6 separate regions of the Homo sapiens genome follow, and all the other regions are linked to region 1. A link is a loop called in an ENCODE intact Hi-C map of the cell type or tissue named here. Cell type or tissue: mammary epithelial cell. All regions are shown on one strand.

Evidence for each region. Peaks named below come from ENCODE experiments on the same cell type or tissue, not always from the same donor. Only the 100,000 strongest peaks of a DNase experiment are listed, where the experiment ranks them.
Region 2: a loop joins it to region 1, with 6 times the contacts of the local background. A loop is called at or near these places in 7 of 110 quality-filtered maps.
Region 3: it touches region 1 in a loop (6-fold over the local background); 42 of 110 quality-filtered maps call a loop at or near these places.
Region 4: it touches region 1 in a loop (4-fold over the local background); 45 of 110 quality-filtered maps call a loop at or near these places.
Region 5: a loop joins it to region 1, with 3 times the contacts of the local background. A loop is called at or near these places in 8 of 110 quality-filtered maps.
Region 6: a loop joins it to region 1, with 3 times the contacts of the local background. A loop is called at or near these places in 5 of 110 quality-filtered maps.

The regions. Positions count from the first base shown.
Region 1 is chr6:47,095,760-47,099,759 of GRCh38, reverse strand. No RefSeq gene overlaps it. Among named protein-coding and RNA genes, the nearest start is that of ADGRF1, 55 kb to the right of the region's middle. In mammary epithelial cell, a CTCF peak has its summit at 2,236 (motif pointing left); DNase peaks (open chromatin) are centred at 869 and 2,219; H3K27ac peaks cover 950 bases.
Region 2 is chr6:47,166,255-47,170,254 of GRCh38, reverse strand. No RefSeq gene overlaps it. Among named protein-coding and RNA genes, the nearest start is that of ADGRF1, 130 kb to the right of the region's middle. In mammary epithelial cell, no CTCF peak of the experiment used is centred here; DNase peaks (open chromatin) are centred at 194 and 1,864; H3K27ac peaks cover 3,183 bases.
Region 3 is chr6:47,250,844-47,254,843 of GRCh38, reverse strand. TNFRSF21 (TNF receptor superfamily member 21) reads left to right here. Exons shown (of 6, transcript NM_014452.5): 4 at 1,323-1,588. Among named protein-coding and RNA genes, the nearest start is that of TNFRSF21, 57 kb to the left of the region's middle. In mammary epithelial cell, a CTCF peak has its summit at 1,991; no DNase peak of the experiment used is centred here.
Region 4 is chr6:47,240,462-47,244,461 of GRCh38, reverse strand. The region is part of intron 4 of TNFRSF21 (TNF receptor superfamily member 21); the gene reads left to right. Among named protein-coding and RNA genes, the nearest start is that of TNFRSF21, 67 kb to the left of the region's middle. RefSeq lists enhancers at 1,422-1,651, 1,872-2,001. In mammary epithelial cell, no CTCF peak of the experiment used is centred here; a DNase peak (open chromatin) is centred at 1,821; H3K27ac peaks cover 1,496 bases.
Region 5 is chr6:47,186,871-47,190,870 of GRCh38, reverse strand. No RefSeq gene overlaps it. Among named protein-coding and RNA genes, the nearest start is that of TNFRSF21, 120 kb to the left of the region's middle. In mammary epithelial cell, a CTCF peak has its summit at 2,148 (motif pointing left); a DNase peak (open chromatin) is centred at 2,080; H3K27ac peaks cover 1,263 bases.
Region 6 is chr6:47,225,055-47,229,054 of GRCh38, reverse strand. No RefSeq gene overlaps it. Among named protein-coding and RNA genes, the nearest start is that of TNFRSF21, 83 kb to the left of the region's middle. In mammary epithelial cell, no CTCF peak of the experiment used is centred here; no DNase peak of the experiment used is centred here.

The sequences.
Region 1 (4,000 bases):
ATTTCTTGAGTACTCATTATATTCCATACATTGTGATAATTTTATTTGAATTTGTAGAACAACATTTCAAAGTAGGTGTTATTATTTTAAAGAAAAGCAAATTAATGTAAAGAAAGATTGAGAAATTTACCTTGGGTCACACAGCATGTAAGCAATAAAGCCATGATTTGAAGCTAGATCTGTCTTCTCTCAATGCCTATGCTATTAGCCTTTTTGCTCTCTTGTTAAGCCTACCAAGGAAAACGTAAATTCCACTCACTCTTGGAAACTTGGGAGCCTATGTTCCAGGCAATTTTGTCAAGAACAAAAAAACACAATTTCTTGTACTCTTGTAGTTTCGTATTCATTCATGACTTACCAATGTATTTGTTAAATATTACATATCTTCCCATTCATACTCAGAAAGCAACGTGGGCCTTGTAGATCGAGTGTTTATGATTTTAGACATTCTTGATTCAGGCCTTAGCACTAGGATGGTACATTTTCTCTGTGCTCTGCTGGTGCTTCTATGCCCAGAACAGAGCTAGGATGACCAACTGTTCTATTTGTTCTGGACTGAGCAATTTCCCAGGACATGAACATTTCAGTGCTAGAACTGGGACAGTTCCAGGCAAACTGGGATGATTGATAAATGCCAGGTTTTAAAAATACCTCCGATTTAGTACGGCAGCCTCAGAAATTCTAAAGCCACATTGAAAAAAAGATTAAACTATTTTTTCTTCACATTATTCTATGATTCAGGTTCTGGTTACATCTATCCCTGTGTTATCCTAAGCTTAATTTCTAGCCCTTGCTTACTACAAATAAGTTGCGGCACAGAAGTTGCATGATAAGACAGGCAGGGAATTGCAACACCACAAGTCATCTTGGCATCCAAATACGGCAAGTGATGAAGGATGTAAGCCGTCTTCAACATAGCCCAGATCCCCATCTCTTACAATTTTAGTCCTAGACATCTGACACTTGGCTCAAAATGCACCGTGCTTATTTCACTATGTTGTAATTGCTTGTTTATTCCTTGTCTCCCTTGTTAGACAGAAAGATAATTGAGGGCAAGGATCTAGCAATCTCAAGATTTAGAACTGGACCTGCTCCATGAGATTAGCTCAGTGACTCATTGGGGAGCATCTCGGGATACGAAGAGGGCACATTTACTTGAGATTTGTTTCTGAACTTTCTTGATTCATTATGAAGCTTGGCTCTTTGTATCATCCTTGAAATACATTAGGCACTTGAAGTAGGCATGGGGTTGGGGGATCTCACATTATAGGAGAGTTTCCTGCTAAGTTTAGTTTCCACACTCATCCCCCATAGACTGATCTGGCCTGGAGACTCTACCCACTCCCCGCAATTCTGTAGGAATCAGAGTTACAAGAGTGAAGAGAGCCCTAGGGCTTCTTGGTTAGCTAACTTTCTGACTCTGAAGTGGCCTTTACTCTTCCTTGTTGTTTGAGGGAATGCCAGACAAATGAAAAAAATTTATTTTTTAGGGGGGCAAATATTGAATTCAAGAAAGTGGTGAAACTTCTTTAGAAAGTTTCGCCTAGAAATCATGCCATCCTGTATAGTATCATTAAAGATAGAGAGAAGGATGGCAAAAAAAAGAACTAGCTTTACAAAGCACTTATTTTGTGCTAGGTACAATGCTACCTTTTTACATACCCAAATGAAATGATGACATGCCACAATATTACAAGATTAATTATAATTTCCATTTACAGGTAAGCTTGCAGTGTGGTTGTATAACTTGCCCAAGGTCATAAGAAACAGAGGTGGGATGTCAAATCAGGTTTTTAGTCTGTAAACTCATGTCCGTGTTTGGTAACATGTAGCATCACCTCCCGATGACCTTGAAAATCTCTGGACTGGCTCCTGGGTCCCAGATTTCTCTCAGCTTTCTGATGTTACTCAGATACTGAACGTAACCAGGAAATATTGGGTTAGTTTCCAGAGAAAGTCTATTAGAGGCATAGTGCTAATGATAGGATGGTGGGGAAAACATCTCTAAAGGGAAGGAATGAACAGCATGAGCCATGGTTTGGGAGCTTCCTTATAATATATGGGGGAAAAGACTCCATTTATAAATGCTCATAAGGTCTCTGGTTAAATTCCATCATATAAATTATTCGCAGAGAACTGCTCAGGATTTCCCCTCCCTGCAGGGTGAACAGCTGGCCTTCTGCAATGCCAGGCCTAGGTCTTCCGGTTCTTTGAGGATCAGTGCCCTCTGCAGGTTGAAGTCAGAGAAGCCAAAAGCATGAGAATAAAAGGACAAAGAGTTTTCTGCTCCTGTTCCTTCTCATGTAAGTGCTTGCCTCAAAGTACATTAAAGACAAAGTCTAGGGGACTTTGGAGGAAATATTTTTCCTTATGTGACCTTGAGTGTGAAATGTCATGGAACCACTGGGCAAGTGATGAAGAAACCAGTTGGTTCCTCGAATTCATCCTCATGATGCTGATTTGTTCCCCGCCGTCCTTCCTGCATGTTCCATCCTGTTTAACTGTCTCAGTCCAACGGGGCCTCAGCAACAACCCTTCAACAGTGGGGAGAATTTCCCAATGGAAAGGCAGTACAAATACACACTGGAGGACTCAAATTGACTGTCTGTGTTTTCTTTATTAAGATAAAAGTTACAGGAGAGCTTAGAGAGCAGATGCAGAATGGCTCTGTGGCTCTGTTTCTGCCCTGCAGCCCCAAGTCAGTGGCGGCAGGGGCTGGGAGAAAATGGCCTAACATTTTTTTACCACCTACTTTGTGCTGGGTTCAACTTTAACTTCACTAATTTCCTTAAGAAGGGGAATTCTATCCTCTGGTCCTCTTTGAGCCTTTGGTTGGGTTTATTTCTAAACAACCAACCTGTCATTTCTTCTTTTATTTTTGAAAAGGAGCCTCGCTCTGTCACCCAGCCTGAAATGCAGTGGCATGATCACGGCTCACTGCAACCTCCGCCTCCTAGGTCAAGAGATTCTCCTGCCTCAGCCTCCCGAGTAGCTTCTATAGGACATTCCATATTAAGAGCTGAGGTCAGAGTCAGCAGCAAGGAAATGAAGTGGCAGCACAATCCACCAGGGTGTGCCTGGGGGATCTTGTGCCTGTGGTCAGGGCGGACAGAAGCAGGAGGATTCCCAGACTCTAAGCCTTCTTCTTTTTCTTCCAAGCAAAAGTAATTTAGGAAGCTCAGAAAAACCATCAAGTCTAGGAACACTTTGCTGCTAATCTGGCTTGAATTCATCATCTGTTTGGAAAACTGGGCTTTGATTTTGTTCCTAAGTCTCAGTCACCGTGCTGTAGCCACAATGTTGATGACTAGATCTTTGCCCTCTTCCTGTGCCTGAGGCCTGGATGTGGTAACTGAAACAGATGTTGGTGCACCCCCCGGTATCCCCTCAAGTCTTACCGTTTCTGAGCTTGTTGGTTTAGTTTGCAACTGTCAGCGTCTGTGTCCATTTGTTTTCTGGCTTTTTGTGGAGAGAGAAACCCTTTGTGGCCATGCACATAGCAAGCCAGAAATGCCAGGGAGCTAATGTACATCCTTCCAGCAGCCTTCAACCCTTCTCAGATACTAAGCATGGCTAAACATAAAGCTGGTGTATCATCTATAGAATTTAAGAACAATGTGAAACTCAGTACATCTGTAAGATCATGCTCAGAGGCAGTGCTTGGCAGGCTTGTTCCTTAGAATGATCCCAAGTTTCTTAAAGACAAAAATTAGGACTTGATGAGTACCCCAAAATTCAATGTCAATTATAGGAAAAGATTTTCTAAGAATTACTGGTGTGGTATTGGGCAAAATTGTGCAGCATTCATCGGAATCTGTTACTCAGACTGAAGAGATTCAAACTCATTGGGTTCAGGAGACTGTAGTCTCTTCCATTCAATCTTGGCACCTTAGAATAAGTTTTGTATTAATTATCTCTTGCTGTATAACAAATGATGCTCAACATAGTGGCTTAACACAAGAATTATTTATTATCTCTCACAATACTAGTTCAGGGATGC
Region 2 (4,000 bases), 70 kb before region 1:
AAGTGTCCAAAGCCACAGAGTGAGTTAGCAATGATTTAGGCAGGGGTTACTCCAAAACCAAACTCTTTCCTCCCCACCAAGCAGATGCAGCCAAGATATCTTAGTGGAAGCAACCCTACCCCTCTAGCAAGTACAGGCAAGTCCTGACTCCCTGTGTGCTCCCAAATGTCTCCAGTGACCTATCATGGCTCCTCCTGTTTGACTTGTTAGCTCTAGCCCCAGTATCACAAATGGATGAAATGACCAAAAAAAGAAAAAATAGTTTAGTTTTGTTATCAGGAAGTTTCTATGGAAATAGTTACGCAATGGGTGTGAAGAAGTGTAGAATGGTCTACTGAGATTTTCTGCTGGATTAGCTGTACCAAGTAGTTAGGCTCAGGGAAGCCAAGAAAACACAACTCTGAATCATGAGGGGTTGATGCCCAGCACAGAATAGAAGGAAGTTTCTAGTGGAGTATAGACCATGAATCAACCTGCCAACTTCCGAGTAAGGAGGACAGGCTGGAGGCAAGTGTGCATAGGCAGATTTTATTCCTAGGCTTCTTTGTTATCTTGAAAGCCAGGCCTAGTTTTCATCTTCTATTGGAGGGAATAAAACGACCATGGGAATTCTAGTGATGGGCAGAGGAAAGAGAGAAAAGCATTCTGATGGTTAGTATTATGTATCAACGTGACTGGGTAAGGGGATGCCCAGGTACTTAATTAAATGTTATTCTGGATGTGTGTCTGTGAGGGTGTTTCTGGATGAGGGTAACATTTGAATCAGTAGACTGAGGGAAGCAGATTGCCTTCCCCAGGATGGGTGGACCTCATCCCACCCATTGGAGGCTTGAATAGAACAAAAAGATGGAGTAAGGAAGACTTTGCTCTCCTTGCCTGTCTTTGAGCTGGGACATTGATCTTCTCTTGCCTTCAGTCTAGACACAGTTATTGGACTAGGACTTGGACTGGAATTTGTACCACTAGCTCTCTTGGTTCTCAAGCCTTTAGACTTGAGCCAAAATAATACCATTGGCTCTCCTGGGTTTACAACTTGTTGACTGTAGATTGTGGGAGTTCTCAGTCTCCATACCCATATGAACCAATGACTTATAGTATAACTCTTTATACATGTACATCCTGTTGGTTCTGTTTCTCTGGAGAACCCTGACTAACAGAAGTATTTTCTTCTCTCTACTACATTCTCTTTACTTTGATACCTCCATATGAAACTTGTGAATAGACACAGCCCTGGGAGAGATCGGGAAGAGAGAAAAGAATAACTCTTAGGCTCCATAAATAGTTTAAATGCTGGAAATTTAAGAGTGGGCTGGGAGTAATGGCCACAGGGCTGGCTTCATGGGAATGCAACCTAAGCATTTACTTAGGTCTTGAACTCAGGGTGGTCCACAGTTGGTTTTACGCTCTGCTGTTGCAGTCTTGAAATTCATGATAAGTTTTGAATAAGAAGTGCCACATTTTCATGTTGCGCTGGTTTGTACAAATGATATAGCCAGTCTTGAATGGACAGATGGTTGTGCCACTTGCAGAAATGTTGGTGACAGGGGCAGGAAGTGACGACAATGACTACTGCCACAGGTAGTGTTCCTCACTGCCTCCATTTCCCCTCCTTGCCATTAACTTAGGAGCCAGGGACTCTGATTTCTGCTTTAAACAGTTACATAAAGGAAAGGGGAAAATTCTGATTATACAAAGCTAAAGAAGCTACCCAATGACAAAATGTACACTGTAGTACCATTCTGGGCCCTCAGGCTAAGTTTCATTACCCTTTGTAACATAAAACCTCTCCAGCACTGACTAAGAAGTTAAGCAATGTGGATAGTCTGGCAAGGCCTCCACCTCCCCCACAGAGATAATTTGAGCTCCCCAGTGCAGAAGACGGTGAGTCAAGTGCATTTTGCTGGAGGTAGTCATCAGAGGGTACTAGGGAGTAGGTTCTGAGGCTGCCCTGATGCCTGCCAGGCTGGGCATGGCCAAATTGTGCATGTCAGTACCAGATCTGTAGACGCTTACAGCTCATGGGCTTCCTTGGGGAAATTTCAAGCTGATTGTAGTCAGTATTCTAGGCACATTTCAGTTTTATGTAACCTCATCTCCCATTCTCCAGGACATCTAGCACTCTCCAAATGACAAAACTTCCTAACTTTCAAAACAGTTTTTTAGATGTTTCATGACAGCTAGTAGCTGGTAAAGTCTGGGAAGTAACACCTTTCTATGGTCTCCTTGTTGCCTTCATTTAGATGCAAATTCTGCTCCTGTGATTCCTTTTGGCCTGCAACATAAAGAGTTTCAGTCAATGGATTTTTCCTCTCTTCATTCACAACACACATACGTGCACACTCACGCACACTAGTGCACTGAGTATTCCTCCCTCTATCTTTTGAAAAGAGTCCCACTTTTCTTGGGGAAACTCTTCTTTCCCTATTCCATGTGATCTGCTTAGAATGAATGATCTTTGTGGCTTTGTGTCATTCCAATGGTAGTGACCAGCAGGGCCTATGGATTAGTCCCAGTTACCAAGATTCCCAAAGCTGTTCCCTTCCCATCCTTCTGAGTGTTCAATACTATATTTTATTCTGTGAGCTATCCAGGACTTATTACTGAACTTCTTTTTTTGCTTAAGTTTATCAAGGTCCATTTCTGTGGTTTGGGATCAAGAAACCTATTGATTTGGAATGAAACACCATTTTGGAGGGCCTTCTCTACCCCAATTTTTCTGAAAGTGATAACATCATAATCATGTTGCTTAGCAGTCAAGTCTTTCCTAAGGAAGGATGATATATTGTATGGGATATTAAAAGCTTACTGCAGTTAGTACTAGCCTTATTCTTTTTACTGTAGGAATTCAGGTTGTATAAGCAGCAAAACTTCTTAACTTGCTATGTGATTTTTTAGGTGATTGGTAAAATTAAGCCAACTAGTAGAATAGATGGAGCAGTTTCCAGCCTGAGTACTCTTTAGAGGTTCGTGAAGCAAAAAGAGAGCATCCAGGCCCTCTGGTCCTTGCCAGCTGCAGCAGAGTGGGTGGCAAGAATCACTAGTATTAGGGCTAGCCAGATGCACAGACAGCTCAGAGGGAGGCATGCTGGGGGTGCAAGGATGGGGAGAAGGGAAGTTCAAACTCAAATGGTATTTCTTTGAGGTTGACTTGGAGACAATTCTGTTCTCTATCATTATGAATAAGTGGAGAAAAGTAAAAATGGCATTAACTAAATTTGATAATGGTACTAAATAAGGTAATATGCTTAGTAGTCCGGAAGACCAGAGAAAAATTAAAAATGATCTTAATGGTCTTATAGAAACAAGGTGGTATTACACAGGACCTGGACTCTCCCCTTAAAAAACTTAAAAGTATTTTAAGGGAATTGATCACTGACTGTTTAAAGAGGAAGGAAGGTAGCACAATATAATAGAAAGAGGGACTTTGGGGTGGCTGAGTGGGGTGGCTCATGCCTATAATCTCAGCACTTTGAGAAGCTAGGCGGGCGGATTGCTTGAGCTCAGGAGTTTGAGTCCAACCTAGAAAACATGGTGAAATTTTGTTTCTACTTAAAAAAAAAAAAAGGGTACCTGTAGTCCCAGCTACTCAGGAAGGTGAGATGGGAGGGTTTCTTGAGACAGGGGATGGAATTTGCAGTAAGCCAAGATTGTGCCACTGCACTCCAGCCTGGGCAACAGAGTGAGACCCTTTCTCAAATAATAAAAAATTAAGGAAAAAAGAAAGAGGGACTTTGGAGCCAAATAGATTTACATTCAAGCCCAACTCTACTAATAACATGATGATGTCAGCCAATGGCATTGATTAGGAATATCTTTGGGTTGCAAGTCACAGAAACCACAACCAGCAGTTGCTTTAGCCATAAATGAACATTTAATTATCTCATCTAACATGAAGCCTGGAGCTAGTTGGTACCAAATTACATGAAACAACTCATTGATATCGGAATACAAGCTTGGCATCTTTGCAATTTTCTTCATTGCCTCCTCTTAAACACAACAT
Region 3 (4,000 bases), 160 kb before region 1:
CAGTGAGCTAATGCCTTAACATAATACCTGGAAGATAATAGCTATTGTTATTATACAGTCATTTTGGCTGCTGTCTTCATTATAACTATGCAAGCCAAGTTGGAAGACTGAATAATGAATTAGAAAATTGCTTGTTGAACATGAATTTGAGCACAACTTAGGTGTTCTTCAGGAATGCTTCTATTGGCCTGGAACAGCTGGGCACACTGTTAGTTGATATAAAGGACACCATTCCCAGAATTTGAAAACCTTTTACCTAGACAGTTCTGGGTAAAGTCCATTACAGTTTTAATTTGCAGCTTCCCTTTTTCTAAATGTCATGAAGTCACCATGTTTTTAGATGGGAGCCTCTAACTTACTTGGTTACTATTGTATTTAGTACAGTAGTCCTCCCTTATCCACAGTTTAGCTTTCCAAGGTTTCAGTTGCCTGTGGTCCACTGTGGTCCGAAAATACTAAATGGGAAATTCCAGAAATAAACAATTCATAAGTTTTAGATTATGCACTATTCTGAGTAATGCGATCAAATCTCACATTCCCGTACCATCCTGCTCTGTCCTGCTGGGGAAGGGAATCATCCCTTTGTCCACCATATCCATGCTGGAGACCTCACCTGCCTGTGAGTCACTTAGTAGCCGTCTAGGTTATCAGATTGACTGTCTCAGTACTGGTACCACAGTGCCTGTGTTCAAGTCACCCTTATTTTACTTAATATTGGCCCAAAGCTCGAGAGGAGTGATGCTGATAATTTGGATATGCCAGCGGCCATAAAGTGCTTCCTTTAAGTGAAAACATGAAAGTTCCCCACTTAATAAGAAAAGTCAATTGTATGCTGAGGTTGCTAAGATCTACAAGAAGAAGGAATCTTCTATCCATACATTGTGAAGAAGGAAAAAGAAATTCATGCGTAGTATGTATAGGGCTCTGTACCATCCATGGCTTCAAGGCATCCACTGGGGATCTTGGAACTTATCCACCCCTCTCCTTCAACAAGGGTGTATTACTATAGTAACAGAGGAATCACCGTGAATACCTTATTTGGGTTTGGCTTTCGAAACATCTTTTTGGGTCTGATTTATTATAATTCCATGATCATTCCTTCTTCTGGTTCCACACTCAGGAAGTGAAATTTGTATGAGGGTACCAGCTAGTCCACAAGATGAGCTGCTTGTGCCAAGTGCTTAAGGGAGGCAATGCATTCCTTTGACATACAGCGATAGGAAAGCGTGCCTCTTCTAGTTCATTCATTAAAGCAGAGCTGCCTTATGTAAGAAGCTTCCCTTACAAGCCCTCATTTGTTTTTTATTTTTTCTCTGGTGTAGGTATCGATATCCTGAAGCTTGTAGCAGCCCAAGTGGGAAGCCAGTGGAAAGATATCTATCAGTTTCTTTGCAATGCCAGTGAGAGGGAGGTTGCTGCTTTCTCCAATGGGTACACAGCCGACCACGAGCGGGCCTACGCAGCTCTGCAGCACTGGACCATCCGGGGCCCCGAGGCCAGCCTCGCCCAGCTAATTAGCGCCCTGCGCCAGCACCGGAGAAACGATGTTGTGGAGAAGATTCGTGGGCTGATGGAAGACACCACCCAGGTAATGGAGCCCTTGTTGTGTGTCATTACCACCGACCTATTGCCCCTATGCTTCAAATTTTATCAGTTGTATGGGAACAAAGAAAAATAACATATTCGGTGGATAGGCACACACACACACACACGCATACGCCTGCACACACACACACACACCCTACCTTCTAGGACGGGGGTTCTCAGTGGCCGTCTATTAGAATCATCTAGAAAACTTTAAAAAAAAATACTGATGCTCAGACCCTACCTGCAGACCAGTCACATCAGAATCTCCAGGGGGCAGAGCGTGAATCGGTATTTGTAAAAGCTCTCTTTGTTACTCCATTTACAATCCATTTTGCATGACACACTTTGAACAAAACCAAGAAAAAATACTTTTTACTACACCGCCTCTCCTCCAGAGGGTGTTTTTGTGATGTGGCTTATGAAGGCAGCATTCTTGCCTCCTGAGGATGCAGGTGGTGCTAGCGGCAGTTGATGACAGAACTGATTCTCCTCCTTGGGTTGTTCCGTGGAGCACATCAGATGGGAACTGAGGGGACCCAGGAGTGTGATTTCTTTATAGCTAATAAGCCCTGGCTTTGGAGCCAGACAGCGCTGGATTTGAATCCTGGCTCTGGTACATATTAGCTTAGGTGATGAAGGGTAAGTTACTTCAACTTTCCTTGCCTCTGTTATTCACATTTTCAAGTCTGCTATATAAGATTAAGATGAGAAATAAAGCATATAAAATGCCTGACTCATTGAAAGTGTTCTACAAGTGGTAGTTACGACCATGATGTAACTCATTTTACTTAGCCTTTCTTTAATTGTATGTACTTCCCTGAAAGGCCATGAATAAAGTTCAGATTTGGATATTGAATCATATTTTCCACAGACTTCAATTCAGGTTTCAGAACATATTCCCAAAGTAAAGAAAATGCTGCCACTAAGACTAGATAAAACCCACTTAAGATTTAAAGGGCCGGTCTGTGTTATTATTCCAGTGGTCCAAATTTGTTACCTAAAAGAGCTAGGTAGAGATTTTTTATGACATCAATTCAGTTTACTATCATTCTATATCACATTTTGTGTATCAAAGTATTTCATTTTGCATACTTTATACTTACGTTTAAGTATACTTTATGTACTTAAGAAGTCCAAATGCTTTTATCTTTTTATACTGATAGCGCAGTAATTCTTGACAATTGATGTAATCATTTATCAGGTGAATCTTTTATCCAAGTAACTGGATAATAACAATTTATAGGTGCTAATTGACTTTGAAGGTGGTCTTTTAAAGCTCTGGCATATTTTTAACTTCTTTGAAGTGTGGAATTTCAGAAAAAAATACTTATTAATAGACCCAAGTGATAAACATTCAGAGGCATACACCAGTGTCTTATGACTTTCTAAGAAATAATTTAGGTGTGAAATATTATTCACAAGTAAAACTAGGCTTTAAGTAGCTGGATTTGGGGGAAAGTGAGGGAGATGTTAACCCTCCAATTAAGTAAAATGGCGGCAGTTTGAATACAGGGAGTTTAGAGGCAAAGCATTGCCACGCATTCTTAGAGACTGGCTTTAAGGAGAGAGCTGGAAGACAAGCCTAAGGCTCAAAGAAGGATTTAGATACGTGAGAATAAGTCGCCTAATGTCCTTGATGATGCCTAAAAGAAAGATAACATATGACTGATGCAAGGTTAGGATTTGGTTAACCCAAACCTGTGGTGGGCCCATGGAAAAATAAGAAGGTGAGAGTGCATGTCAAAAAGAGTGATTCATAATAAAATCATTAGGTCAACGAATGAGAGAACAAAGCAGCTTCTTCCTAAGTGCCAAACTCTTGTACACCTTAATTATTTCCTTCCCCTTATCTCTTCTATAATACCAAAAGATTCTAATAGTAGCTATTTTTTGTTGTTTATTTTTTGAGAACAGTAATGTCAAAGCACTCTACAACTTTCTCGTTGGTTCTGCTATAGCCTTTGAGTTATGATGGAGGCTGAGAAGGCAATATTAAATTTTTGATTTCACATTTCAACAATATACATCAATGTCTAGCAGCGTTTTGGATCCAGCTCTAACTCTAATTTTAATAGCCAATGAACATGGATTTTTGGCTGCCAGTTCTTATTACAGGTTGAGTATCCTTTATCTGATATGCTTGGGACTGGAAGTGTTTTAGATTTTGGATTTTTTCAGACTTTGGAATATTTGCATATACATAATAAGATAGTTTGGGGATAGGTCCCAAATCTAAACATGAAATTCATTTATGTTTCACATATACCTTACATACATAGCCTGAAGGTAATTTTATACAAAATTAGAAAAAGTGTATGCATGAAGCAAAGTTTGTGTTAAGTACTCATGTGTGGAATTTTCCACTTGTGGCATTATGTTGGTGCTCAAAAAGTTTTGGATTTTGAATTTTTGG
Region 4 (4,000 bases), 140 kb before region 1:
GAAATTGTTTGAAACATAGGGTTCAGTTTCTTGAAAAATAAGGAGTTTTTACAAATTAAGAAAAAAAATGTGCAGTCTTGTGAACAAGACAGTTCACAGAGAAGGAAATACTGAAGCCTTTTTTTTTTTTTTTTTTTTGAGACGGAGTCTTGCTGTGTCGCCCAGGCTGGCGTGCAGTGGCGCCATCTCGGGTCACTGCAAGCTCCCCCTCCCGGGTTCACGCCATTCTCCTGCCTCTGCCTCCCGAGTAGCTGGGAATACAGGTCCCCGCCACCACGCCTGGCTAATTTTTTTTGTATTTTTTAGTAGAGATGGGGTTTCACCGTGTTAGCCAGGATGGTCTCTATCTCCTGACCTTGTGATCCGCCCGCCTCGGCCTCCCGAAGTGCTGGGATTACAGGTGTGAGCCACCGCGCCCAGCCTGAAGACTTTTTAAACATGCAGATTTTTAACCTCTCAGGCTGGCATGGAGACCTATAATTCCACATCTAGGAAGATATCTTACACATGTTCACATGCATTCAGAATGATGCAAGTACACATATATTCATTGTAGTGTCATGTGTAATAGCAAAAGAGTGAGGAGATCTACAAATGCCCTTCACTAGAGGACTGGTTATCTAAGTTATTGAACATCTGTACAATGGAACAGCATGCACTTGTCAGAAGAAGTGAGTCAGCTCTTCATGTGCTAACCTCAAGAAGGGTTAAACGAAAAAAGGCCAGGTGAAGAATAGTATGTAGGATGGGGCACAGTGGCTCACACCTATAATCTCAGCACTTTGGGAGGCCAAGGTGGGCAGATCACTTGAAGTTAGGAGTTTGAGAACAGCCTGGCCAACATGGTGAAACCCCATCTCTACTAAAACTACAAAAATCATCTGGGCCTGGTGGTGCATGCCTGTAATCCCAGCTAGTCAGGAGGCTAAGGCACGAAAATCAATTGAATACAGGATATGGAGGCTGCAGTGAGCCGAGATTGCACCACTGCACTCCAGCCTGGGAGACACGAAAAAAACAAAACCAAAAAAACAACAGTATGTACATTGTGCCACCATATTGCAAAAATATATACATATATATACACACACACACAGTATATACATAGATGTTAAAAATTGTTTTAAAAAATAAGGGGGGTGGAGAACATATATACTTATTTATTGGTATAAGTATAGACTGTCTCTATCTCTGGAAGAGTATATTGTGACTTGGTAACAGTAGTTACCACCACGGAGGGAAACTGAGTTGCCGAGACTTGGAAGTCAGAGGTTAAGGTCAAAGGTTAACTTAGACTTGTAGACCATATGCATTGTAATTCTAATGGCATGAATCTAATTAATGGACTTATTATGCAATGCTAATTTAATCAGATTTGATGAGTTCAAAAAGCCCGAGTCATAAAGATGAACTTAAGCCTTCTTACTTCAAGGTCTTGAGTTTCCTACGAAATTACTTTCCATCCTCCACAGTGTCTTATGGCAAGCTTTAAAAAGGTTTGCGAAACTTTTTCTCATGGATAGAATTATCGAAAGGCTTTTTTGTGGGAAAGATTTTCCAATAGAAGTTTAGGGAAACCTAAGGAATTTCCAATGGAGCATGATCTCCTCATGTTCCGATGGTGCTGAGCTCTTAAAAGTCTTGGCAATATTTTCAAACGTGAGTGGGCTCCAGCTCTGAACCAAGAGAACCCACTTATTCACTGTCCTCACTTCCTCTTTTTGAGAAAGCTAATCAGTGAGTCAGCTCAGGGCTGCAACACCACTACCGTTGATGTCAGCAGCCTGGACAGCCTGCAGACACCCGTGCCGGTAGCGGGGCGGGGCTGCCCCCCCTTTTCCCTCCCTCCGGAGCCAGCTGGTTCTTACCAGCTTTGGCAGCTTTGTGCAGCACTATTTGTTGTGGCTTTTCTCCTGTACATACAGGAAAGGCACAGCTCTCTTGCTTAGGGCAAGGATTGGCTATTGACACTTTGACTTAAATGGGGGTGGATTTATAGACTTTGGGGCTCAATTTTGAAATTAACTCTTAGAAATGATGAGAATTCTAAGACGAGGTATATACAGAAAATTATAGCCAACTACCTTGATTTGAGTTTGGGGTATTTAAGCGAGAAACCCACCGTGACCAGCTAACCTAGTCTAACTTCATAGGCCTTAAGTAAGGTTGCAGTTGAAACAAAACCTTTTCATTATTCTGTGCTTGAACAGATCTGGGGTGAGTGGGAGTGTTTTTTAAAATAATTCCCCAGTGGTTTTGGCATTTTTTTGGCCAGGTTAATCCTGAGATTCCCCTGATGGTGGGTGAGTTTGTTCTGCAGGCTCTGCATTGGCTCCCAGCTTAAGGTTCACTCACCTATGCCATCTCTGTGGTCTGGCTTGGGGGTTCCCAAGGAAGCTGAGCAGAACATCTTGGTGTTGTGCTCCTGTTCTTTCTTCCATCCCATGACATCCAGTGATCCCAGGGAGCTCTAGACAGCAGATGGCCCTCGCTGTCCACTTGGCAATTGACAATTTAGATTTAAGTGTTGGTGCTGTTCCCTACTTATGCAATGGAAGCACCTCCTTGCTTCATGTACTAAAGTCTGGGCTGTGCAGGAGAAGAAGAAAGAAGGAAAGAAAACAAGAGGTTTTAACTCAACAATTAGAAGCCCAGGAAAAGTTTGGGGAATTTTTCTCTTAAAGTTACTTGACTCTTGGCCCTTCTCTTTAATTTTTTAAAATAATGTTTTAAGAGAAGACTTACGAAGCAAAGAAAATTTGGAAGCACATTACAACAAATAATAAATCTACCATCTAGATTCAATTGTTATTCACATTTTGGCATATTTGCTTTATCTATGTATGTATACGTTTCCAGTCCATATTCCCATTTCGAAGACTTTCTCTAAATTTCTTATAACTGATAATCCTTCTTTCAAGCATTTAGAAATCAGCATTTTTCCATTTGCCTCTTAAGATTTTTGTTTGCAAAAAAAAAATTGGGTACATTTGGGTTCTGCTTGCCAAGACCCCTTACTCTGGATTGAATTGAACAAGAATTCACACTCAGAAGAATAATTTTAAAATCATTGTCTCTCATCATCTGAAACTTTTTTTTTAGGGTGATGTATTTGTTTTTATTTTTTAAGGGAGAAATCATTATATACAAGTATTTTACAGTGTCCGAACTTAGGAATTGAATAGATTCAGATAAATTGTTTTGTGATGAGGCTGGTAACCTCATTATATGAACCCTTATTTATATCTGAAATCCTGGAACCACATAGATTTGAATAAGAAAGCATTTCTTATTATCTGAATTCCTCTTCTCTAAAGACCACATAGATTCAGATATCAAGAAATACTTTTCTGGCAAAGAAAATATGCCTTTTTTTCCTCCCAGAGCCCATCTTATATGCCTGTATAGGCCTATAGAAGGTCTTGAAATCTAATTTGATTTTGATTATGTGGGCAGCTGGGAGAGCAGGGGAAACAGGCTTGAGATAATATCATAATTCTTAAATAGTTGTAATTTTATATTTATTCGCGACTAGAATTCCTTTGAGATAAACCTTTAGTAGAAATTGAATTTGTTTGTTTGTTTTTTTAACCAGCCACTTGTCTGTTGGGATCTGAAATATTTTCAATAGAAAACAAAGTTATTGGCTACAGTTGAGGTATCTGGTATTCACAGAATCTCTCATATTTATCTTAGCGCAGTCATCCAGCTGGAGTGTAAGTCTGCCATTGAGTCCCAGGTACTTGCAGATCTCAACCTCTACCCACTTCACTCTAGCGGAGGGGCTCGGGCAATGCCCTGTGGTCATGTGATCGCTTGTAATCAGTTTACAGGGTTTGTCAATTTTCTCTAAATGCTGTGGGGTCCAGACAGGGAAGTGACATGGCAGCAAAGAGGGTAACTTTGAAACTAGACAGACCTGGTCTTGAATCCTGGTTCTATGGCTTGGGGCAAGTTATTACCTCTTAGAGCCTCAGTTTCCTCATCTGTAAAATGGGGC
Region 5 (4,000 bases), 91 kb before region 1:
CTTGTTTTTGTCAGGTTTGTCAAAGATCAGATAGTTGTAGATATGCGGCATTATTTCTGAGGGCTCTGTTGTGTTCCATTGATCTATATCTCTGTTTTGGTACCAGTACCATGCTGTTTTGGTTACTGTAGCCTTGTAGTATAGTTTGAAGTCAGGTAGCATGATGCCTCCAGCTTTGTTCTTTTGGCTTAGGATTGACTTGGCGATGTGGGCTCTTTTTTGGTTCCATATGAACTTTAAAGTAATTTTTTCCAATTCTGTGAAGAAAGTCATTGGTAGCTTGATGGGGATGGCATTGAATCCATAAATTATCTTGGGCAGTAGGGCCATTTTCAAGATATTGATTCTTCCTACCCATGAGCATGGAATGTTCTTCCATTTGTTTGCATCCTCTTTTATTTCACTGAGCAGTGGTTTGTAGTTCTCCTTGAAGAGGTCCTTCACGTCCCTCGTAAGTTGGATTCCTAGGTATTTTATTCTCTTTGAAGCAATTGTGAATGGGAGTTCACTCATGATTTGGCTCTCTGTTTGTCTGTTACTGGTGTATAAGAATGCTTGTGATTTTTGTGCATTGATTTTGTATCCTGAGATTTTGCTAAGGTTGCTTATCAGCTTAAGGAGATTTTGGGCTGAGACAATGGGGTTTTCTAGATATACAATCATGTCATCTGCAAACAGGGACAATTTGACTTCCTCTTTTCCTTATTGAATACCTTTTATTTCCTTCTCCTGTCTAATTGCCCTGGCCAGAACTTCCAACACTATGTTGAATAGGAGTGGTGAGAGAGGGCATCCCTGTCTTGTGCCAGTTTTCAAAGGGAATGCTTCCAGTTTTTGCCCATTCAGTATGATATTGGCTGTGGGTTTGTCATAGATAGTTCTTATTATTTTGAGATACGTCCCATTAATACCTAATTTATTGAGAGTTTTTAGCATGAAGCATTGTTGAATTTTGTCAAAGGCCTTTTCTGCATCTATTGAGATAATCATGTGGTTTTTGTCTTTGGTTCTGTTTATATGCTGGATTACATTTATTGATTTGTGTATTTTGAACCAGCCTTGCATCCCAGGGATGAAGCCCACTTGATTTTGGTGGATAAACTTTTTGATGTGCTGCTGGATTCGGTTTGCCAGTATTTTACTGAGGATTTTTGCATCAATGTTGGTCAAGGAGATTGGTCTAAAATTCTCTTTTTTTGTTGTGTCTCTGCCAGGCTTTGGTATCTGGACGATACTGGCCTCATAAAATGAGTTAGGGAGGTTTCCCTCTTTTTCTATTGATTGGAATAGTTTCAGAAGGAATGGTACCAGCTCCTCCTTGTACCTCTGGTAGAATTCTGCTGTGAATCCATCTGGTCCTGGACTCTTTTTGGTTGGTATGCTATTGATTATTGCCACAATTTCAGAGCCTGTTATTGGTCTATTCAGAGATTCAACTTCTTCCTGGTTTAGTCTTGGGAGGGTGTATGTGTCCAGGAATCTATCCATTTCTTCTAGATTTTCCCGTTTATTTGCGTAGAGGTTTTTGTAGTATTCTCTGATGGTAGTTTGTATATCTGTGGGATCGGTGGTGATATCCCCTTTATGATTTTTTATTGCATCTATTTGATTCTTCTCTCTTTTCTTCTTTATTAGTCTTGCTAGCGGTCTATCAATTTTGTTGATCTTGTAGTTCTTGGCCTAAGCGGACACTGGATAATACGTACCTTTGAACATTCGGCATATCTTTGCAAATAACAGCTGCTTTTGGTTATGTTGGTGGCCACTGCTGTTCTTTTTCTGGCTGGGAAAGGTTTCAGTCAACATATTGCCTGTGAGGAGCTGATTTTCCTAAAGGACTCTCCTGCCCCCAATGCACATAATTCACAAAGCTCTTCAATATTGAGATCTTGGGTATGGTTATTAATTGGTTAATTCTTTGCCTGTCTCCAGAGCTTCAGCTGGATGAGTAACTGGGTGAATGCCTATGTGGCAAGTTGCTCTTCAGGATGAGAAACTACATGAAAGTGTAGCCCCAAGAAACCAGGTGCTCTCAAATGAGTCACTGGTAACAAGCAGACAACACATGTTTGTCCACTTTACCTGCCCCAACCCCTCCCGCCCTTACTCCAAAGTCTGCTCACACTCCACCCTCTGCAGGTAAAACAACTGGGTGAAAGGACACATTTTTGCAACCAAGATAAGGCTAGAATGACTATTCTCTCTACCCAATTACTCATCAGGAAAGCATTTTTAAGGGTCAGCACAATCATGAGTAAGTTTGTTAAAGGGTTTTCCTTTTTTTTCTCTGACTTACAAGGGAGATGCACTTTGCACTTTTTTTTTCTTTTTTTCTTTCTTTTTTCTTTCTTTCTTTTTTTTTTTTTTTTTAGTAAAAACAAGTATAAGGTGGATATTGTTCCTTGGATACAGACATCTAGCTGAAGCCAAATGCATCTTTGGCCAATAAAATGCCATAGGCCTTCTTGGTTCCACTACACCAAGCTACACTGTGGGACATCCTCGCAGATGTGGGCCCAGGGGTGGTGGGGGCAGCATCTGGCTAACTGACCTGCTTTGGGGTTCTGGCTGCTCTCTTCATTCTCACTTCCAAAGGCTGCTGGAGTCTCTCTGTTAGCTATGACTTGGACATAAAATGATCTCGAAATGTTATGTGTTCCCTCATACTGAGTTATTTTTAACTAAGCCTATAGGCTTCAGCCTGGTATTCTAGTCCCTGCACAATCTGTTTCCAATCAACTGCTATTGCTGGTGTTTACCTTCTGAAGACCTCATTCTTCTCTAACTCATGAGATGTAATAGTTATGGACTCTGGACTCAGAAAAACTCAGGTTCTAAACAATCTCAATTCATTATTGAGTTATAACTTTGCTTTCCCCACCTCCACACGCTTGCTCACATTGTTCTCTTGGCCTGGAACGTCATCTCTGCCCTTTCACATACGAACAAACCCTATTCACATTTAAGGTCAAGCTCAAATACTACCTTGTAGCCCTTCCTAACTACACAACTAGGTACAATCTCCTTTTCTTCTGAGTTAGCTTGGCATCCCATCTGTTTGCCGTTTCTCATACCTGTTTGCCATTTCTCATACCTTGATTTTGTTTCCAGGGCTCTCACTTCTGCGTTTCTACTTTAAATCTCTGTCATAAAACCAATTACATGATAGAGTCACCAGATAAAATACCAGGTAAAATACACCAGATAAAATAAGGACACCCAGTCAAATTTCAACTTCTTGTCAAACAAATACATTTGTTTAAGTATGGCCCAAATATCGCATAGGAAATACTTAAGCAAATTTGTCACTTATGTGAAATTGAAATTTAACCGAGCACCTTGTGTTTTGTGTCTGGCAACTCTTCATACGTGACTCTTTTTAATAAATGGTGAGCATTTATCTGGCTCCTTTGTGGTACTGAACATTATGTGACAGTAGGAACCTTGTCTCATTCATCTTGCAGCCCTGATGTTTCTTCCTCAAAGCACTTGCTGGGCAAATCCTTGTTAATTAATAAAGGGATTTTCATACCAGTAGGTATGGGCACACAGCACAGTTCTGAGAGCCTCAGTGTTGGAATCAGATGGACCTGGATGTGTCATATTCCTACCACAAGACTAAGTTTGTGAGGCTTAGCAAGTTAACTACCTTTCAAAGCATTCTCATTTGTAAAATAGGAAGAAGAGTGTACTTATTCCATAGAGTTATTCTCTTTATGCATATAAAGGGCTTAGCACAATGTCTGGCTTACAGAAAGTGCTTCATAGCTGTTAGCTATTACTTTTGGAAATTATGAAATACATTCAGATCAGAGCAGCAACTACTCTGCTACAGGCAGTAAGAATTACATAAATGACCTAACTATACAGAGTTTGGAGCATACAAATTCAAGACGGATCCCAGACCTCCTTTGGAGAGAGTCCTTAACTTGTTTGATTTTTCTTCCTGTTCCCCAAACCAACAGTATGTCCTCATCTCGGGCTAATGTTTGTGTCTGGC
Region 6 (4,000 bases), 130 kb before region 1:
AGCCTGAGGCTGCATTTCTAACAAGCTCCTGGGTGATGTGGATGCTCCCGGTCATGAGATAACACTGGGTAGCCTGAAACAGGCCAATTATGCCTCAGTTTCATGCAAAGGGTAGCACTAATATGGGAGATTATACCACTTCCATGTGAGAGAAGTAAACAAATTCTGATGACCCAACGAGATTTCTAGAACCAGACAATCTTGGGCAAATTCTACAGTAGTGGGTCTTAATTCTGACTACACATTGAAATCAGCGGGAAAACTTTGAGAGACCCAATGCCCAGGCCATATGCAAGATCAACAATGTCAGAATCACAGGAGATAGGACTCAGGCAGCAGCACTTTTTTTTAAATTTTAAATTTTAAATTTTTTTTTATTTGGGGGGAAGCTTTAAAAAAAGGTTTACTTTAGGTTCAGGGGTCCATGTGCAGGTTGTATGTATATATATGTGTGTGTGTGTGTGTGTGTGTGTGTGTGTGTGTAAACTTGTCACAGGAGTTTATTGTACAGATTATTTTGTCACCCAAATATTATACTAAGCCTAGTATCTAATAGTTATTTTTTTCTGATGCTCTCCCCTGGCCACCATCCAACCTCAAATAGGCCCCAATGTCTTGTTCCCCTCTTTGTGTCCATGTGTTCTCATCATTTAACTTCCACTTATAAGTGAGAACATGCAGTGTTTGGCTTTCTGTTCCTGCATTAGTTTACAAAGGATGATGGCCTCCAGCTCCATCCGTGTTCCTGCAAAGGACATGATCTCATCCTTTTTTATGGCTGTATAGTATTCCATGGTACCACATTCCGTATGTACCACATTTTCTTTATCCAGTTTACCATACGTGGACATTTAGTTGATTCCATGTCTTTGCTACTGTGAGTAGTGCTGCAATGAACATATGCATGCATGTGTCTTTATGGTAGAATGGTTTATATTCCTTTGGGCATATACCCAGTAATGGGATTGAGCAGCATTTTTTAAAGCTCTCCAGGAGATCCCAGTGTATAGTCAGCTTGGAGAACGATGTATTTAAAGCTTAGGAACAGAGACTTTCTCAAGCCTCACCCAAGATCTGATGAACAAACCTTCCAGGGAGTTAACCTGAAGATCTGTAATTGAAAAGTGATTTTGCTATAGCCAGTCCTACTTGACTCTGCATGTTTGCTTTAGGACCCATAACCTTACAGTAAGATTTATGTGATTATGCTAAGAATTGATACACACCAAGCACTAATGAGGCAACACCTTAAAGCTCAATTGCATGGATGAACCTACCTGCAAGTACAGTAATCAATTCTTCATGGTTTTTAGCATAATGTATAGGGTATTATTAGTCAAGAATATTTGGGAAATGATGTTATTCTGATTTAAGTTACTATATTTATATTTGATAGAATGCCAATTTTCAAAGAGATACAGTGAGATATAATGAGTGATAAAACTGCCCTGACTATGTTAGAGTCTCAGACTGCCCCATTTGGAGCAGCAATCTCGTACAATACTGCAGATGTAACAGGTACCTATGCTGGTCTTTGACTTAAGAAAAAAGATGTGATCTCTTGTTGAGCAGAACTGAGGTCCTTACCTTGGAAGGAGCTTCGGACATCACCTGGAGAACCCTGCGGTTTTCTGGTAGGGGAGCTAGACTCACATCTGCTAGTTAGTGGTGGAGCCTGGTCACCCTAGCACCTGTCAGCACTCTTTTATGATTCCAATCTATCTCTTTTTGCTTCTTTTCTTACTACCTTTCTTGAAAGTAAGTAGAAAATGAGATCCACTCATCTGAGTAAGGATTGAGTTTTAAAAAGGCTTTTATCGTACTGGACTTTGAAGTAGCTGTTTACATGAAACACATTTGGATTTTGGAGTCTCGGATTTCCAATATAGATATTCATAGAATAGCTTGCCAGGATTCATAAGAAACATGCCAATGGGCGCCTCTAGGAAGAAAAATGGGCTAGCAAGGAGGTAGGAGGCAAAGAAGGACACGTTCTTGTCATGATTTGTTCTTTTGAGCATTTTGAGTAGTACATCATTTGTATATATTATTGAATTCAAAAAGTTGTAAATAAAAACTGTAGAATGTTTCTATGGCATCCAGGAAATGTGCACTTGATGGTAAGAGTCATATGCTCTAGACTTAAAATGCTAGCAATAGCTTTGTGAGGAGCGTTTTGCTAAAATCTGCAAAGGGAATCAGCCTCTTGCCCTGCTCTCCAGGAGAAGTGGCCACCTTCCCCATCCCTCCACAACCTCTTTATGAGAATTTGACATCCTTTTCTTGGGCTTAGATCACAAACACAAAAGTAATACAAAGTTCAAATGGAGAGAATTCAAAGTTCGAAATTTAGGGAGATGGGGCAGAGTAGCTAATTTCTGGCCAAAACATCTTTTTATATTTCTTAGCACAGAAATCTCTCATAATCAGGCCGGGCACAGTGGCTCATGCCTGTAATCCCAGCGCTTTGGGAGGCCGAGGCAGGTGCATCACCTGAGGTGACCAACATGGAAAAACCTTCTCTCTACTAAAAATACAAAATTAGCTGGGCCTGGTGGCTCATGCCTGTAATCCCAGCTACTTGGGAGGCTGAGGTGGGAGAATCGCTTGAACCTGGGAGGTAGGAGGTTGCGGTGAGCCTAGATCATGCCATTGCACTCCAGCCTGGACAACAAGTGTGAAACTCTGTCTAAAAAAAAAAAAAAAAGACATCTCTCATAATCAATGTCTCTGTGAGGAAAAATATCAAAGATTTCTTAAGGATCCTTCAGCAGTTCATCTCTCCAAAGGAGATACTTCTGTTCTGCACTGGCACTGTCTCATTGTCACTCATCTACTGCTTTATCCACAGCAACATGCCAAACAGGGAATCTCATGGGGAAGGAGAAGGCAGAAAGGCAGCTCATTTCCAAGAATCCTATGACAATTGTTTCTCACTGCTTCCAGAAACTTCGAACAGCCAATTTCACAGCATTGTTTTTTTTTTTGTTGTTGTTGCTGTTTAAATACAGTGCACTCACCCACAGAAACATTCATTTCATCACTCCACTCATCTATCCATGAAATATTTGAGCAACTACCAGGCACTATGTTAGAAGCTAGAAGTACAAAGAAGAATTTGATACAAGATTGTAACTACCAATGAGAACAAGGCATTAGTTCACTGCTGTATTCTCAGCATCTAGACCCATGCCTGGAACATGGTAGGTGTTCTGTCACTGCAATGTTGAATAAATAAATGAATGCATGGTCCTGGCTTCAAGAATTCACAACTTAGAAAGAGAAACAGATTTATGAACATCATCAAATGTATCCGAGTGAAGTGATAGTAATATGAAGAGAATATTAGGAAAGCCAGAAACTAAATATGAATCAAGGAAAAATATTGCAAGATCCCTACTGTAAACCTTCTTTCTTATTAATTTTAAAGAAAATTGCATCAAAAACAAAGGGCTGACAGTTGCAGTTCCATGCATTTCAAAGCTTGAGGAAGGAAGATGAAAAGGGGAAGAAAACAAAAGGAAAAATACAGGTATACAGTAGACATGATTTTATAAGCAAGGATTTTGAATCATTTATAAATTGGTTGTTCCACCATTTCCCAGGCTTATTGTTTACTATCATTACAAGACAAGACGTGAGGCCCAGTCATGCTACTCCTTTGTGCATATCACATACTCAGAGGGTAGAAAGGATATATGTCCCCTCATGGAAAGACTCTTCCTATAAAGTATTCAATGCACTTGACATTATTCACTCTTCAATCTTAACCTGAATCTTATTATGTGGGGTCTGTTATTTCCATTCTACTAATGAGGAATCTGAGGCGAAGAGAGACAGCGACTTTCCTAAAGTCACACAGCTAGTAAAGGGTATAACCAGGAAGGCTTGTTACAGAGATGAGTGAGCCAGGCATGGTGGTAAATCCTGGAGACAAAATGGCAAATAAAGTGGATCTGATTCCTGTTTTCCTAGAGCCTCTCACCTGGACTCAACTGAA